2 separate regions of the Mus musculus genome follow, and region 1 is linked to region 2. Evidence: chromatin contacts called from ENCODE Hi-C or POLR2A ChIA-PET data. All regions are on one chromosome and are shown on one strand. Each heading gives the region's core, a stretch centred on a gene start or an enhancer-like site at or near the end of the contact. The rest is flanking DNA. Distances are from core to core; before and after follow the strand shown. Region 1 holds the start of Phtf2 (putative homeodomain transcription factor 2). Region 2 overlaps Magi2 (membrane associated guanylate kinase, WW and PDZ domain containing 2).

What was found. Hi-C counts contacts between places; a loop is a spot of excess contacts on that map. ChIA-PET counts read pairs that join two places held with the same protein, here RNA polymerase II (POLR2A).
Region 1: a loop to region 2 is called in a map of heart, with 9 times the contacts of the local background. The contact joins the promoter of Phtf2 here to the enhancer-like site in region 2. A Hi-C loop is called at or near these places in 4 of 37 maps with a recorded cell type or tissue (Patski and heart). POLR2A ChIA-PET finds 5 or more read pairs at or near these places in 1 of 5 experiments (Patski).

What each region holds. Positions count from the first base shown.
Region 1 is chr5:20,880,660-20,884,525 of GRCm38, reverse strand. It overlaps Phtf2 (putative homeodomain transcription factor 2), which reads left to right and starts at 2,402. Exons shown (of 18, transcript NM_172992.3): 1 at 2,402-2,570. It overlaps Tmem60 (transmembrane protein 60), which reads right to left and starts at 2,073. Exons shown (of 2, transcript NM_177601.3): 1 at 1,871-2,073.
Region 2 is chr5:20,699,768-20,703,676 of GRCm38, reverse strand. It overlaps Magi2 (membrane associated guanylate kinase, WW and PDZ domain containing 2), which reads right to left. Exons shown (of 23, transcript NM_001170746.1): 23 at 1-1,607. The coding sequence ends at 1,551. Among named protein-coding and RNA genes, the nearest start is that of Gm52763, 20 kb to the right of the region's middle. Within about 2 kb of position 1,621, at least 1 of the 3 ENCODE cell types and tissues checked has a DNase peak (open chromatin) inside an H3K27ac peak, as active enhancers do; it is heart, where a contact is called at or near this core.

The sequences.
Region 1 (3,866 bases), core at 1,153-3,652, 180 kb before region 2:
GGGCAGATACAATGGGAATCAGAAGGCAAACTACATGCAGTGGAGTAAGGCAGCTTACTCAACAGAGGGCAAGGAAATGGCAAAAGCTGAGTAACATTTTATTCCTCTGATCACGTGGTCATGAGAGTGTGAGAGGCACAAGTAGGAAAATTTCCTTCTCTCCTTCCACCACCCAGGTCCTGGGGACTGAGCTCAGGCCATGGGCCTGGGTGGCAAGTGCAGCATTTACCTGCTCTTACCATCCCAAGAACAACTAAGTAGGAAAGTAATCTCCATGACAAAGCCACTGGCAAAAGACAGAGTGAAGACAGGCACACAGGAGAGAAGGGAAAGGTCACCAGGGGGAGAGGTAAACAAAAGGTGAGAGTGATGCAGGAGAAGCAGGGACAGACAAGAAGAGCTGTGGTCAATCTATTGCTAAAGTCTGCACATCTCGAGGATGCTAATCTTGGTAAACACACACCTGTTGAACTTTAGCAGTTGGATGCTGATGTCCTAGCACCTTCTCACTCTCAACTATTAGCAGTTTGTTTAGTTTGCAAATGCTTTGGACTGCAGGGATTTGGCAGACAGAGCTCTGCCTACATAGCCTGGCCAGCCTAGAACTTTGCTTACATAGACCAGCCTGGCCTTGAACTCTATCTAAAGAGCTACCTGACTTGACTCTGCTAGGACTTAAAGGCACAGGGGTATAAGGAACTGCTCACATTAGGTTAAGTCACGGAAGGCAATTTTCTGTACCAGTCTTTTACAAAAAATAGAATATAATGGAATGAGATTAAGTTTGGAAGCAGAGGTGGAGATGTGGGCAGACTGCTTAATTAACTGTGTGTTTTTAATCCTGTGAATTATGTTTGCTCAGTCCTAACCTCTGATTTGGTCAATTTAAAGAACCTTTAACAAAGTTTTGTGATTATTAATATCCTTAAACACAACTTTTCTATATGGTACAGGATAATACAAACTTTTTTCTCCCCCATCCCCACCCCCTTCAGGAACAAGTGCCAAGTCGAGTGCAATGACTATAGGCATTTTAGGACAAGAGGTGAAAGGAGGCCAGGGCCTAAGCTTATTGCGGTTACAAGTTTATAATTGTGGGTGGAAACAAAACTCGGTTGTAGAAAAGTATTCTCAACAATGGAGATGACCTTCCTGACATTTAACTGACGTTTAAGGATTACATACGCTGAACTACAGTGGTAATACAAGGTTCCAATTTTACAAAGACATACTGTTTTAATAGAATTTATTTGGTTTTTACCACCATTTTCTCTCTATGTGTTGGTCCAAGGCTAAGATTTGCTCAATAGATATTTCTCACTTAAGGTGGTTATATCTGTACACAGAAGGTGTTTTTTTGTTTTTGTTTTTTTTTGCCCGTATGATTCCGGATCCATTGTTGAAACCTTCAGAGTTTCTTTCCCCACACATGGAAATACACACCTGCATCTAGTAATTAGTTGTGCGTAGTAGACTCATCCAAGGTCCTTCCCATACCATTCCATTTCCCTTCTCCCGCTACTCTTAATACTTATAAATGAACTCTCCTTACCCGAAGACAGCTCTGTTTAACCAGCTCACAATTTCCTTCTCAAAATAAGTGGCCTCGCTGCTTACAACTTGGTTGACTTTAGGGCTCATCTGCCCTGGAACGTGAGGATCCTGCTAAACTATCCTGGTCTTTGGTTTGGAAATGCCCATGGTGGTTTCGCGGGAATATCTGGACTCTCCCAAACTCATGCTGGAATTTAATGCGTTTTTTGCAAGACGCATCCCATAGCCGTCGTGCAAACGCGCCCGCACGCAGCATGAAGGGGTGAGGTCACCCGGAGGCAGCACGGACAGGACAAGGGCCGAGCTCCCGACTCACCTGGTAGAGCGGCTGGCCGGAGAGCCGAGAGGGCAGCGAAGGTCGGGAAATCCGCCAGTTTGGATCCTAATCCTCTTCCACACTTTTCCCCCCATTAAATTCTTAGGCCCTCACATGATAATTAAGGAGAAGACATAGTTCCGCCTCTCCAAACAGCCGCAGCTGAGGCCCTCCGCACCTCAAGGTTCCGCCCACATCCGGGGCTGTTCCCGCCGCCCTTGGCCTATCCCGGAGAGCAGAGCGAACGGCGTTCGGCGCTCACGGGCCCGTTTTTCTTGTTTATTGGTTCATTTGGCCGCCAGTAACTGACTGCCCTCCGTTTTAGAGCGATAAAAAAGGGAGGCAATGACCGCGCCCCCTGGGCCCGCCCCTTAGTCCTATAGGTTGGTAGAAAAGTCAGTTTTCCGATCACGCCCGCCGTCGGGCCCGCCCTCGCTCGCCGGGACCCTCCCACCCCTCTCGCCCGGTCCCGTAACCTGCGGGCTGCGGCGCAGACTCCGTGGTCATGCGAGGAGCCGCGGAGGAGGCGGGGCGTCCCGGGAGGCGGAGCGCGGTGCGGGCGGCGCGAGCGGCGCGAGGGTGGAGGCAGCGCGCCGCCGGCGGCGGGGCTGTAGCTCTTTGGGCTCCAGCGGCGGCACTAGCCTTCGCGACTCTGCGCGTCTCCTAGCCGCTTCCCAGCGGCGCGGCGCCGGCGGCTACGGTAGGCGCCACAGCTCCATGCTCGGCGGGCCATGTGGAGGTCGCCGCACTCTGACAGGATCCCAGGGCTGTGCGGACCGGGCGGCGGAGCGGCGGGCGGGATGGGGGCGCGGGCTTCGTGGTCGCCGTGGCGCCCCCTGCCACGGGCACCTGCGGGCCCCGCTCGGCCGCGGCCCCCTCCCTTCGCCGGGGCGCGGCGGCTGCGGGCCGGAGCTCGGCGCGGTGTGGGCGCGCGCGCCCCTGCGCTCCTCTGGCTTGGGGTCGCGCGGTCCCCAGAGGGCGTGTGGGGGCGGCGGGTGGCCGGGCCGGGGCCCACGCGAGGTCCTCTAGCGGCCCGAGGCGCGCGCGGGCTCGCGGAGCGGTCGCCCTGCGTGCAGGCACTGCCCGCGCGGAAGGGCAGCTGCTGCTCCCGCAGCTCCGGCGCACGGGAGTTGCGGCTCCTACAGCGACCGCGGAGGGGCGGCTACCCGAGTCTCGCGCGTGGGCCTTGGCAGGGCATTTCAGGTCTGCAAACAATGCAGTGGTCCATAGGCATGCTTCACCTTGTTTCCGCCTCGTGTTGACAGCCAGCGTTCTAGTATTGTTCTGGTATTGTGCTTTCTAACTCATCACTGCCTTGTTAAACTTCAGGAATCATTTTGTTAACCATTTTATTTTTGTCCGGAGAACACCTGGGGACTGTATTAACATGTGCTACTGGGAAAGTACAATGTGGAGCAATTAATCTTCCTTGTGGGTTTTACATACTTGGGTGTATGTAAATTAGGTATGCAATTTACAATTGTTTTGTCAGTGGTAGACGTTGCTTACTTTGATGTTACTTTACGTGTAATACTTTAGTAATTTTTTATTGCTTTCATCAAACATTTTTAAGCGTTTCTTGCCTTTTTTCTTTTTCCGAGTCTTTGATTTTAAGTGATTATGAATTTGCTAGGTACTTTTGTAAATCGTTTTTCCTAACACTGGACTTCCACGTGCACTTTAGCTCAAGTCCTAACTTAGGTTTGGTGTACAGGCTATAGATTAAAAGGGAAAGAAACGGGTGTTTCTGTGAGTTTTATGATTCAGACTCTAGACCCCAGAGGAAAGAAATCAGGAGGTCCGGGTAGACTGAGCCATGTCTGGAACCAGAAAACAAGGTGGTTCCAGGAAATTTCTTAAGTTTTTCCCTCTTTGGAAGTAGTCTGCCTCCTGCACAGGGAAGCAGTTGAATGCATTAGATAGTATCAGAACTATCTAATGTTGGGTGGCGAGGATTCTGAGTTTTAGTATATTGTAGTAGATCATAAAAATGTAT
Region 2 (3,909 bases), core at 372-2,871:
TGCTTTCAATATTAGAGATTCTAATTTGAGAAATATAGGACAAATACTTTGTCAAAGTGCAAATGAAGAGCTTTAAAATAAGACAATCAAATAGGTAAAATAGAAGATTGCTAACAGAGCAGCTACGTATCTCTGAGTGCCTGGGATGACAGGAAGCCTTTTCAGGAAGGAACTGCAGCGTTGTCAATCTCGATTAAACAGATTATGGTCTTTTGATTATCAAACTCATTATTTTAGAGGCAACCAATTAGGATCTACGAGCTAACCTGCAAAATTCTGACTTACGGCAAACTGCTCCCTAGGATACAATTTTTAAAACCTTTTTTCCCTACTACTGAAAATGTACAGAAATGTGACTTGACCACAGAAATGGCAGTAAAAAAGGCATCACACCAATGAATTCACTAGGTTTCTAACTCATCCTGCAGTAGGCAGGGGACGCTGCTGCTAATACCGTTGGTGGATGCTGAAGGGGGAGCCATGGAAACGTAGCATGGGAGAACAGTTCTGGATGTTTCAAAGAAACCCTTTATCCCCTGTCTAGATATGTCAAGAACGATTTATTTACAACACTTTAGATCAATTAAAAGATATAATCTTGTCTCAGTTTCCGCTTGCTCCGTGCAGTTTGATTTTTTTTTAAGGCGATATTCCAGTTTGTGATTGCTCTGAACTTGTCCAGTTTCTTGATATAAAGTTTGGATGACATCCAAATCCTTCATGCAGTGGGGGGAACTTTTTTCTTTTTCTCTTTTTGAATCTAAAGCTACACTGCACTGTCTCTCTGTGATGTTTGCGTGATTTTGGTTCTTCCGTAGCTGCCAAAGCTCCCACCATGGAACCGGGGGCTTTAGGATCAGTTTAGGTCTGCCTGCGCGCACACCGTGCCGTGCCGCCTACGCGCGTCGCACGCCGGCGCTCCCGGGCTTCGGCGCCTCGTATAGATCTATGCGTGTGACAGTGGAAATAAATTAAAACGCCGTGAGACGGAACCCAGGAAGATCGGCCTGCGTGGAGGCGGGCGGGGGCCCCTCGCCTTGGGGCTCATCTGCCCGCGGCCGAGGCGCCAGGCTGCAGGGCGCCCGGCAGCTTGTCGGAGCCCGGCACCTTCCAGGGCCCCGGCGCCATCGTCGCCTTGCGCGCTGGGCCGCCCCCCGTGGGCCGCGCTGCGGGTCGGGCCCCCGAGCGCACACCCACCTTGGCCTCGGCCTCCCGCGCGCCCGCGGCCCCGAGGCCCTCACGCCGGCCGCGCAGCGCCTCCTTCCCGTCGGCCGCCTCCGAGGCGGGCCTGCCGGCCTCGGGCCGCCCCTGGCCGCCGGGCACCTCCTCCAGCCTGGGCCGCGCACTGCGCTGCGGGCTCGCCGAGCGCTCCCTCTGCTCCCCCAGGCGCTGCTTCTTCTGGCCGCCGGCCGAAAGCTCCTTTGGTTTCCTAACGTCGTGTTCCCTTTGGATATCCCAAGTTGGGTCTGGGCCTATCTGGTGGGAAGGGTCGGAGGGTGGGGCTGGATGTGATGGAGAGAATGGAGAGAGGATGTCTTCGAGGGAGACGCCTACTTCCGGCAGGCCTGGGGCGGCGGCAGCGGCAGCACTCCAGGCGTGGGGTTCGTCTGTGGACAGGAAGCACAGGCGTTAGGGCGCGCCGCGTCCCCGCGCTCCAGCTAACTCCCCCACCCCCATGCCGGGGACCCGGGCTGGCAGCCAGGCGGCTGCTCTCAAGGGCCCCGCCACATCCCTCAACTGCCCAGAGGGCAGCCAGCCGCACCCCGGGGTTCCGTCCCCCACCCGTCCCGGGCAGCCATCGCTCAAGAGTTCAAGGCACAGCTCGGGCCTAATCCCTTTGCCTCAGTCTGCTCTTAATTTCTGGGGTCACGCCTAGCATGGCCACTGACTTGGCAATAAATCACCGGTTCTCAGACCTCACTGTGGAAATACAAGTTGCCCAGCGACCCAGCCCAGCAGGTCCCAGCAGTATAGAGACCAGGTGCTCCTCTGTTTTTAGCAGGCCTTCTGCGATTCTTGGGATGGATCTGAGTCCTCCTCAAAGGAGTTGGGTGTGTGATTTTCTCAGCCGTTAGGTGTCGCTCAAAGCATAGTTCTCAGCAATTGCCTAATAACCTTGGGATTTGGATTGATTCATCTGAAAACTATCATTGCTTTCTTGCCCGAAAAGAAAATCATTGTCTTTGATTTTTTTTTTTTTTTTTTTTTGTAGTTTTAACATGGATGGCTCCTAGACTAAGATAAACGGGACTGATTCTAGAAAGCCTAGCTTTAAGGCCATTGAGGATTTACTCTGTTGCCTTCCAAGCAACTATGTTGACTTTCCAAAAAAGTATATATAACATAAAACAAAACACTGGCCGGAAACCAAGTAGGGGGCAGATGTGTTGGATTCAGTGAGTTAGTTATGACCACCAGCAATAACATTTCCCTGGAATTTTCTTACCCCAAGGCAAAATCAAGCAGGGAAATTCAATACAGGAACCCTTGATATTTGTGAGGAAAATGTCTCATGACCTTTGAAAAGATCTTAAGTTTTATAATTCTCAGAATGTTATTTTCTCTAAGGAATTAGTATATGAGTGGGACACAAAGAAGCCACATTTATATTGAGTTCTGGGTGGCTGTTGATTCTTTTCCACTAGTAGGTGGTAAGGTTAGTGATCTTGAGTCCGCCCAGCTCATGAATACCAGGAGCCTGCTTTGTTTTAAAGTTGAGATGTGTATATGGTACTTCTTCTGATGGTGACTTAGACGAGGACAGGAAGAGGACAGTGGAGTTGCTCTCTTCCCCAACAGTTCTGGCCACCTTTAAACTATCAGAGTAGTTGCACACACTTTGTCCTTTGCTGTGAGATCTGAATAGGTCACTCTGAGTACAGCCTTATCTTCCTTCTCTCCATAAACTGATGTCCATGAATCTTTTCAGTTTGGAAACCAAGTATCCTTGGTTACCTTCGGAATAATCTGGAATTAGTCGATGTGTTCAGTGGAAACCCCTACTGTGGGCTACAGTTAAAAATCAGACTAGCATTTGATAGAAAGCAGCAACTTGCCAGTGTAGGAAAATATGCCTGAAACAGTTAAACACGAATTCTAAAGACCTGGGGGGGTTAGTGCCCAGGACCATGGTGATGACAGTTTGCATGTTAATAGCTCGTACTCCCACCATTATATCACATATGGCCGAGGCAATGAGCTGGCCTGAAATCACTTCTGAGACACAGGGAGAGGGTAAGTAGCTTGACCAAAATTATTGAATGAGCACCCTAGAGTAACATTTGGGTTTCTTTACCCATTTTACTGAGTGAGAAAATTGTCCCAGCCTATTGACATGCAAATAAGATTAAATCAAGTGACACAGACCTTAGTGGCCATCCTGCCTAAAGGCGACCGGCCCCATCTCCCAACAGAGCACTTAGCATTTGTTCCTCAGAACCACGTAAGGTATTGAACAGGAGAGTTCTGGTCAGACCATGAGAAAGATTAACTCACACATGGAGGTAGCTGCCCTTGGCTTGGCCTGGGATCGTCTCTGAAGCCTTATTCTTTGTCCTTCTCCTCTTTCCTATCTCCAATCACTCTTTATGATAAGCTAGAAGATGGGCTTATCTACAAATGCAAGTCTTACTATAAAAAGATTTTTTTCAAGGGATTTTAATAGGCAATCAAATACTTAACTGAAGGAGAAAGGAAAAGTTTTTGTGTTCTACCCCACTGAACCCAGTGGTGCTTTAGTGTCAGCTCCAGAGGATACCTCTGTGTATTCACCTTCATATACCACGGCTGAGTATTTCCATAAACAGGCTGGACTCAGAGCTTTATGCCACCTAGCCTCCTGTTCTCCGACCTCATCAGGGATTTAGTCTTAGGAGTTTTTCTTCGCCATAGCATTTCCTGGGTGTTCTC